Linked DNA regions of Homo sapiens: region 1 is linked to region 2. A link is a contact called in ENCODE Hi-C or POLR2A ChIA-PET data. All regions are on one chromosome and are shown on one strand. The core of a region is the stretch at or near the end of the contact, and the rest is flanking DNA. Distances in the headings are between cores, read along the strand shown.

What was found. A loop is a pair of places that touch in the nucleus more often than their neighbours do. ChIA-PET counts read pairs that join two places held with the same protein, here RNA polymerase II (POLR2A). Pooled maps may share reads with other maps.
Region 1: a loop to region 2 is called in a pooled map, with 9 times the contacts of the local background. The contact joins the enhancer-like site here to the promoter of LINC02226 in region 2. A Hi-C loop is called at or near these places in 2 of 168 maps with a recorded cell type or tissue (PC-9 and endothelial cell of umbilical vein), 7 of 37 single-sample maps with no recorded cell type and 8 of 50 pooled maps. POLR2A ChIA-PET finds 5 or more read pairs at or near these places in 2 of 52 experiments (AG04450 and MCF 10A).

What each region holds. Positions count from the first base shown.
Region 1 is chr5:7,883,808-7,886,501 of GRCh38, reverse strand. MTRR (5-methyltetrahydrofolate-homocysteine methyltransferase reductase) reads right to left here. Exons shown (of 15, transcript NM_002454.3): 7 at 648-801. Among named protein-coding and RNA genes, the nearest start is that of MTRR, 16 kb to the right of the region's middle. Within about 2 kb of position 1,444, at least 3 of the 41 ENCODE cell types and tissues checked have a DNase peak (open chromatin) inside an H3K27ac peak, as active enhancers do.
Region 2 is chr5:8,451,447-8,458,822 of GRCh38, reverse strand. LINC02226 (long intergenic non-protein coding RNA 2226) reads left to right here and starts at 1,259. Exons shown (of 6, transcript NR_039984.1): 1 at 1,259-1,374; 2 at 6,543-6,600. It overlaps MIR4458HG (MIR4458 host gene), which reads right to left and starts at 1,136. Exons shown (of 2, transcript NR_039989.1): 1 at 1,057-1,136. It also overlaps the pseudogene LOC100419318. RefSeq lists silencers at 807-866, 877-926 and an enhancer at 1,447-1,546.

The DNA.
Region 1 (2,694 bases), core at 195-2,694, 570 kb after region 2:
ACATGACTTGTGGCAATGTTTATTCAGCCAAAAAAATTCCCCAAAATGAATACAGTAAAAAACTCCACCTTACAAAAACATAAGAAGACTATAAATTCAAGATAGGCCAAATAAAAGAAAGGAAAATTATTTAAAATTAAGGAAATGAAAGCTAAAAAGACAGCAGTACTCCATTAGCATTATTCTTCTCAAAAAATCAATTTAGGACTACTTCAAGATTCTAAGTAAATAATATATTTATATTTTGAAAAATAAATAACTTCTCTTAATTATGGAAAAAGCAATTATTTTATATAATAAATGAGCAAAAACAAACATACTATGAGAAGTAAACATAATAGGAAAAGAATTTTTAAAAATAACCTAGGCCAATGCTTCTCAAAAACTACATTTACACTCAGTTTTCATGTCCACAAATGTCCAATAATTAGAACATCCATTATCTTCTTATTCAGTGCAATTAACATGAAAGTTAAGAAACTACCAATACCAGCGTATGCCTGTGTTCCCAGACCTTGATGCGCAGCTGAGCCCCAGGCATCTGTGCGGCCAACACACAGGACCCTGAACCTTAGAGCCACACTCTCACCATCAGCTCCAGTCCACTGGCCCACAACACCCCAACGTCACAGCATCAGGGCTGTTACCTTTCTTCTTTGTGTCTGCCTTTATTTTCAAAAGGACGCAGTGCTCTCTTTTATCTTCAAGCTGCAGTCTTTGGAGTAGGCTTTGTACCTCAGAATCACTGTTAGGGCAGATCACGCTGAAGGCATCTCCAGGCTGATAGGAAAAGTCTGTATTCTAGAGAAGAGCCAAAATGAAAAAAAAAAAATACATTATACGTGTTACATAGTTTAAGCTGTAGGGTAACAAAAATATAGTTTTCAATATTATGATTTTAATATGTGAACTCAGAAAATAGAATTTCAAAAAAAAAAACACACAATTGTTTTAAAAAATAAGCCCAACTAACCAAATAAACATACTTTCATTATTAGCAGTTACTATTAAAACGAAATCTGGTAGTTACCCAGTGTTTTGCCTTTTATCATACTTAAAGAATGGAAGTCAGACCTTCCTTGTTCTCTACAAAGTAAGGTCCTATGGTGTTTTCAATAACCCATGTAAATATAAAAATCCCTCTTACAAAAACATACATGCACACACACACGAAAACATACATTATGACCAAAAGAAACTAATTATGGTCAAATGCATTGGTTTTCAATTTTCTTCTCCTTACTTTACTCTTTTCCTTTAGGGGACAGGAAAGGGTACTTTATTTCCTTAAGTATAAAACATTACACTATCTGGCTCGATACTGGTTGTGAGCAAACATGGGCTGAAAAAGTCACCACTTCCCAAGTCAAGTCTATTACTAGGCCCATTGCCTCTAAGCCCCAGAGTGATACAGATGCAGGCCAGGGCTCTGGGGAGGAGCCTCTCACAATGACACAAGCTCACATTTCTTGCCAGCAAGGGAGAGAGACTGGACTAAGCACAGACCAACCCTTGCCTCTTTATGACAAAAATGTAAAATACCAGAATAAAAAATATTTTGGTGTACATAGTATTAATATTTATGGATGCAAAACCATCTAGTTTTGACACATTGTATTTTTTTCTGTTAGGAAGTTTGATTAAATCTACACCAACAGCCTTAATGTGCCCTTGCTTTTCTGAAAGAATAACCCACTTAACCTCTCAAGACTTTCATAAAATAAACGGTTGAGCTAAATGACTTTGAAGAGGTACTCAAACACTTATTTTAGGATTATCAGTCAGTTTCTTAACCTAAGGTCAATGGATTCCAGCAGGGTGTGGAGGGTAGGAAGGGGGCCCATGGAGGGGGTGCATCGAGGCACATCTCAGACTAAAACTGTACGTAAATGTTTCTATATACAGTTGGCCCTCCATATCCTCAGGTTCTCCACCCTCAGAATCAACCAAACCTGAATGGAAAATATTTGGGACGGAAAAAAACAATAAAAAATAACAATAAAAATAATGTAAACTTAAAAATACAGTATAGCAACTACTTACGTGGTGTTAGATACTGTAAGTAATCTACAGATGACTTAAAGTGTAGGGGAGGATGTGCATAGATTATATACAAATACTGTAACATTTTACATAAGGGACTTGAGCTTTGAGGATTTGGGTATCTGAAAGGGGTCCTGGGACAAATCCTTCGAAGATACTAAGGGACAAGTGTAATCATTTTTTGGGAGAGTCCATAATTTTTTCCAGATTCTCAAGAAATCAAAACCACTGCTCTGAGGAATTAACCCTAACCTGCCTGTCTGGGTTCTATTTCTTTTCTTTTTTTAAAAAAATTGAGGCAGGGTCTCACTCTGTCACCCAGGCTGGAGTGCAGTGGCACAATTACAGCCCACTGTAGTCTCAACCTCCCAGGCTCAAGCAGTCCTCCCACCTCAGCCTCCCAAGTAGCTGGGACCATCGGTACACACCACCATGCCCAGCTACTTATTGTATTTTTTTGTAGAGACAAGGTCTTGCCATGTTACCCAGGAACTCCTGGGTTCAAGTGACCGCCTTCAGCCTCCCAAAGTGCTGGGATTATAGGCGAGAGCCACCTCGTTTGACCTTAGGCTCTATTTCTAACTTCCTGGCTGACCTTAGTGGACAGCTTCCTTTCCTGGGCCTCTTATATATAAAATGCTGTTCTGATCC
Region 2 (7,376 bases), core at 10-2,509:
TACTTTGCAAATTAATCACAGAACCCAAGTGAAATTGCCTAGACTCTCAAAGAGTTCGAAAAACATTTCTAATACACTCAAAATTTTCCTAGTTGACGTTCACAGATTATCAAGAGTAAAGCACCTTCATACAGTTTTGATCCTCACACTGTCTAAATCTGAGGAGCTGTCAGGAAAGACATGTAAGGAGAGATCTAAGCTAAAACTCAAACCACACATGAGGCTTTTCAACTGTGACCAACTTGTAGTTAAAATTCAGTTTATGCTTTTCTGTCCACCTAAGAGCAAATTAAACCTTTAAGAAAGCAAAGGATAAAATCATTGTTAGCTCAAGCATTAAAAAAGAAAATAACTGAATATATCTTCTTCAACTCTCCACCCCTAGGGATGAGAACTGCACCTGGCAAACAAGAGGACATTCAACACGTAGTAGCTGTTAAAATGAGTAACTCCCCAAAAGCACTATTAGAAGGCGATATAGTTATTATGACCAAGTTCTGCGGAAACATGGTGTTGAAAACCTTACTGAAGCTAACAATGTGCGTCACCTTCCAGGAGCCACACACACATCCTGAGGGCTTCCCAGATCAACCCCTCATCCCCGCGACAGAGCCACAATCCAGCACCACCTTCCCAGGACTCTCAGCTGAGGCCCCAGCCCCCGCAGGCCCAGGGACGACGCGGCGGGCAGGGCACATGCCTGCGTCGGGCCAGGTGGAAGCTCGGAACGACCACAGGCCCCCGGGGCGCGCCCCTCCCCGTCACGCGCCCCGTTTCCCACGTCCACGCATGCGGTTTCCCCAGGCCTGGAAAGCGTCTAGAGCCAAAGAGCCCAGGGGCTTGCCCGCGCAGAGGCCGACGTGGGGCCCAGGGACGCGCTCCCGGGGTCCTCCCCGCCGAGCCCGCAGCCAGCACCCGGAGCGATCCCCCGAGCCCGAGGGGCGTGGGAACCACGCGCGCAAGCCGGCTGCCCTTCCAGTCCCGGGACGCTTCCCCATCAGGCCAGTGCTAGGCGGGCGGTCGGGACCCGGGGATCGCAGCCTCCGGAGCGCTCACCTGGGTGGCGCAGGCCAAGGACGCCCATGGACAGCGCGACCTCCTCCCATTCCACACACGCGCCCACGACCAAAGTGCGCATGCTCGACACCTGGGACCAATAGGAATCTCGGTCCGAGGGTAGCTGGGGCCAATCACAGCGCGTCTGGCGTGTGGGCGGTGTCTCCTCGTGTTACGCGTGCGCGGAGGGGCTGCGCTACCCGGTCTTGGGTTTTTCATCGGGGAGTGGGAGTGGACTGAAGGCTTGGCCGCTCCGCCTCACTGAGCCGGCTCAGCCAGCGCAGCTGTTCCTGGAACGCCAGTCCCTTAGGATGGGAGGTACTTTCATCTCGAAGAGGGCCGTGGCGTCTGGAGCTTCCCTCCCTTCTGTCCTGCTGAGTCATCCCCGCGTCGCCTGCGAGGCCGCGAGGCGTTTAGGTCTGGGCAGGCCGCCTTTTCCCCATCACGAGATCCTGTTATTTTACTGTTTCATTCTTTTTCTCACTTTCCTATTTGTTAAGCCAAACTTTTTCCTTCCATAGACGTGACCCCTTAGAAGGCTACCCATGCCTCGACATATCTGACATTTGACGTTTTACTCAAATAATTTGCCAAAGTCTATTGCCTTTTTTAACTTCTATTTTCTAAAGCTAGTTTGATACTAATCAACACAGTTTTTTCAACAAGCATGTAAGTGTGCATATTCTAGACATGCGCGGCCTGAGTTTAACCCATCTGCTACTAATTTGTGTTGTCTCGGAATATTATCTAATCCCGTGCTTCAGTTCTCATATATAAACTGAAACTTTATAGATTCACTGGTGGCCTGTAAGCCTGGCCTGTAAGCCTTAAGTTGAAACATGGAGCATATCAGAACTGTGCCTGGCACGTGGTGAAATGTTCAAAAGTTAGTATTGTTATTAGGTGCTGGGCACTTTTCTAGGCTTTGGGATATAGAGATCAATGTCCCTGATGTCCTGGTGTTTATAATTTATTGTGGACACTTTGCTATTTTTTTGGATACAGATCTTTATTTTCATAAACATGGATAATTTTCATTGAGTGCAGTGTGATCTCAATTGATACTTTTGTAGTATTTCATCATTATGCTTATATTCTTTTTAAAATTTAGGTACTGTTGAGGGAAAGTGAGAATGACATGATTTTGATAACATGGTAGAACCTTTTTCATTCATCTGGTGTTGCCACACTGGGGCTCTGGGTGCTTTATGAATCATGTTCACAAGTCATACTTGTGTCTGTCCATGGTTCTTTTCACTACAGCCACCATAGTTCAGGGTGAGATTTTTCACACCGACTGTAAAGATTTATCTGTGGAAAATGGTAATGAGCTTGCCTGGTTGATGTCCTGTTGTTTTCCCAAGTACATACTTGGAAGAGAGTGAACAGAAGACTAAAACGTGGGTCAACAGATGTTTTGCAGTGAGCTAAAAAATAATTGACTTCACTAGAACAACTGCTTGATATTCTACAGCAGTTTTGCAGGTTTCTGAAGTGGAAGAAGCAGATAGTGATGGAATGCTGCTAAAAGAAATATAAGAGAATAATAACACCCTTGGTGCTTGTTAATTTCATTTTGAATTTTTTTTTTTTAAGTTGTCAGTTACATGTTTGGTGACTGCTTTGAAAGTTCTGATTCTGTTGCATGTGGATCCACAAGGTAGCTTAGGAAGCCTGATGGCAGAATACAAATTGTCTTAAAAGAGTTCATAGGTATTCACAATCTTTGTATTGAAGAAAGTATGATGAAACTCCCCAGGTCCAGTTAGGGCAGCACTGGGAATGCAAGGTGAGAAATTGGAAGAATTTACCACACACAAAAAAATGATGTGTCTGTATTAGTCCATTCTTGTATTGCTATAAAGAAATACCTGAGACTGGGTAGTTTATAAAGAAAAGAGGTTTAATTGGCTCACAGTTCTGCAGGCTGTACAAGCATGCTGCTGGCATCTGTTAGACTTCCAGGGGAAGCCTCAGGGAGCTTTTATTCATGGTGGAAGGCCAGCAGGAGGAAGAGAGAAAAGTGGTGGGGAGGTGCCACAATTTACAGCAACCAGATCTTGCAGGAACTTAGTATCAGGAAGTCAGCACCAAGCCTGAGGGATCTGCCTCCACGACCCAAACACCTCCCACCAGCCCCCGCCTCCAACACTGGGGATTAAAATTCAGCATGAGATTTGGTGGGGACATATATTCAAAACGTATCAGTGTCATTTTATGAAATATTCTGGGCTAAAACAGTGGATCTACAAGCAACTTTTAAAAAGAAGATAATTAACATCTCTCAGTTGACAGTTTCTAACTTGAATCCTAAATAGGCCAAGTGTGCAGCAAGCTTGTGGTTTTTGATCAGACACTACCTGTGAGCTCTCTTTTTCTTAGTTCTAATAAGGAAATAGATACTAAGTCTTAGAAATTTTTAAATACTTTGGGCACAATAACATTTTTTTAAACAAAGACCTAGAGCAACATGTTGCTGGACTTTCTGAGCAAAGAAAGTCAAGTGATATAGAAAACTGACTCCTGGGCCAGGGGTGGTGTCTCACGCCTGTAATCCCAGCACTTTGGCAGGCCGAGGTGGGCAGATCACGACATCAGGAGTTCAAGACTAGCCTGGCCAATGTGGTGAAACCCATCTCTACTAAAAATACAAAAATTAGCCGGGCATGGTGGCATGTGCCTGTAGTCCCAGCTACTTGGGAGGCTGAGGCAGCAGAATTGCTTGGACCCGGGAGGCGAAGGTTGCAGTGAGCAGAGATTGTGCCATTATATTCCAGCCTGAGCGATAGAGCAAGACTCCGTCTCAAAAAAAAAAAAAAAAAAAAAAAGAAAGAAAAAAGAAAACTGACTCTTTCAAAATCCATTTTGAATGTAATAGCAAAAAGTTGTTTTCCCCCTTGCAAATTACAGGCATATGTCAGAGATATTGGGGGTTCAGTTCCAGACCACCTCAATAAAGTGAATATCACAATAAAGCATGTCAGATGAAGTCCTAGACAGCATCTCATTCCACATAAGGCTATTTTGCCTACACTGAGAAGCTGTTGTTTAGTGTAGCCACCTTTATCAATGATCTTAGCTGGATCTTCTGGATAACTCGTGGCAGTGTCTACACTAGCACTTGGTGCTTCACATTGCACTTTTATGTATGGAGACAGCTTCTTTCCTTAAACCTCATCAGCCAATGTCTGCCAGCTTTAAACTTTTCTGCAGCTTCCTTATGTCTCTCAGTCATCATAGAAAAGAAGAAAATTAGGGCTTTGTCCTGGATTAGACATTGGCTTAAGGAAATGATATGTCTGGTTTGAATCTCTCCAGACCACTAAAACTTTCCGCAGATGAGCAGAAAGACTGTTTCACTTTCTTATTATCCCTATATTCCCTGAGGTAGCACTTTTAATTTTTTTTCAAGAACGTTTCCTTTGCATTCACAACTTCGCTACCCATTTGGCACAAAAGGCCTAGCTTTCAACCTATCCAGCTTTTGACATGCCTTCCTTGCGAAGCTTAATCATTTCAAGCTTTTGATTTAAAGTGAGAGACTTGCAAGTCTCCCTTTCACTTGAACACCTAGAGGCCACTGTAGGGTTATTAATTGGCCTAGTTTTAACATTGTGTCTCAGGGAACAGGGAGACTTAATGGGAGGGAGAGAGATGGGGAACAGCTGGTTGCTGGTGCAGTCAGAACACACATATTTACCAGTTCAGTTTAAAGTCTTCTATGGGTGTGGCTCTTGGTGCCCCCAAGCAATTATAATAGTAACATCAAAGATCACTCGCCACATATCATCATAACAGATATAATAACAAGAAAAAGTTTGAAATAGTGTGAGGATTACCAAAATGTGACACAGATACACAAACTGAACACATGCTGTTGGAAAAATGGCGCTGATAGACTTGCTCAATGCAAGGCTGCCACAACCCTTCTATATATATATATATATGTATATAAAATACAGTATCTGTGAAACTCAATAAAACAAAATGTACAATAAAACAAGTATGACTGAATAAACTTTTAGTACCTCAGGTTTTCAATTAATAAAATCACCTGGGAAAGTCAATTACTTGCCATGAAAACCTGCATTTTGTTTGGAAAACTAGAAAATACGTGATTCCCTCACTTTTATTCTTTTCATGCATAATATTGTTAAACTCTTAATTCATGTTCACTGATCAGATATAATCATCTGACTTATGCTAAACACATTTAGCTCTTATTTTCTTCATTAGTTTCAAGATGAGCTGGTTATAACTTAGACTAGAATAATTAGTGTTTGAAATTTTGATGTTTCAGAGTCCAGGAATCCTTATACCCAGCAATGTTTTGACTTTCTTTTCCATAATGGTCTAAAAAAAGTCATGTGGTAAAGCGTTTGAATTAGAAGAAAATAGTTAAAGAAACTTAACTATTTTATGGAAAGGGAAGCAGGCAGTTTCCAGAAGAGCAGGATCTTTACTTACCTAACTAAAGAGTTGCAATATAATTTTGGAGATAATATTGATAATAATAACCACAATAATATATGTTAGAATCTTTCATGAAAGAGCAAATGTCTAAATGTCACTTTGGACATTTTCTTAAGAGGGTTAGTTTATAATTTTATATCAAATCAAGTCTACCTAGATACTTCAGATGACTGGATCTCAGTTAAAGGAAATATATACTGAGGATAAATAAAGAAAAATAGATCATATTATTTTGGAGATAAATATTTATAATCATTGAATCATGCAGAAAATTATTTAAACTAGCAACAGAAAATTCTTATATATCAATGTGAAATTTTGGGGGAACATAAAAATACAAATCAGTAAAAAGGAACTTAACATAGATAAGCTTTTCTTAGAGGTGGCAAGGGAAATTGACAAGGGAAACTTCTGATTTTAAGTCACAGAAAGTATGCGAGTTTCATTTGATCCGATATAAATGCTTCATTGTCAGGTTGAGAGACAGGACAGGAATGGCAAGAAAGGCAGGAATGAGGGATCATGGATAGAAAAGGCTCTGAAGTTGGGAAAATTGAGTCTGGGTCGTTTCATCATCAGATAGTTCTGTCAAGAAGGAACAAGAAGAAGGAAAGAAATGGTATTATTTTCTCACTTAATGCCCATTCATGTCAGGCCACGTACCAGGTACTTTCATTACATGCCAACCATGTGACTTGGGACAAGTTAATTCCCAAGTCACAGTTTCCTTGGAGATGATACTAGTAGAATTGTGTGAGAATTAAGTTACTCAATACATGTAAAACACAAACATGGTAGCACATGTTATTGAATACATGTAAAACATAAACATAGTAGCACAAAGAAAGTATACTGTAACTATGATAACGATTATGTCTGATTTTGTCACACTATGCTGGTGCCTCACTTTATCTTTGGGGTCTGTTTATTCATCAGTAAAACTCAGGGAGAGGGGGGTTAGGTGAGTTGATCTCTAAGATTATTCATAAAATGTTCTGGTTCTTTTGTTTTAGAGAGCGGAGAAGGCAAAGAGGAACAGACTGGGAAAGAGACTGGATAGATTCTAATATGGTAAAGTACTCAGTTAATTAGTCTGTCTACTTGGAGGCTAGCTTTAAAGCATTTTTTGCTCACTTTAAAATCAGGTAGTTAGTTGATTTCCAATTCTTATCAGATCTGTGCTATTGAAAATGATGTTTTGGACCTTTAATCTAAGAGGTTTGTAGACATCGTTTTGATTGGAAGGTTCATGAACCTTCAGAAAGTGTAAAGTATGTACCATATACATGTATTTTTCTGGAGGCAAGCTCTACATTACATTGTTTTTAAAAGCATAGGTGACTCCCCTTCTAAATCTTAATAATTACTGACTTAATCCCTTCTACATATCCCATTCTATACCCCAGCATTTCTTTCATACCATTTACGGTGGGACAAAAATACTTTTATACCGTGACTATTGTCACAGTATACACAGCTCTTCCCCACACCTCTTTGTTACCCATTTTCCAGTCTGGTCCTTTGACATTTTGGATTATCTGCACAATCTATTAGCTTATGTACATAGATATATACCCCTGATAATTTCCTTCCAGGAAAAGGAACACTTGGGGGCATTTTTTGGAGTTCTACCCACAGAAAGTGTTTACCTTTGCCATAGTCCTTCACGGTTCCTGAAGAATGGGGCTGCTGAAGGGTTTTCTTGGATGGGGCAGTAATCTCGCAGTTCTCCACTTTAGGTGATGCCAGCATGTTACATAGAATTATCAGTAAACGAGACTCAGCATTTTCCTCCTCCATCAATATGTTACAGTATGCTTGCGTTGAGAGACAGCAGTTAATGCAGC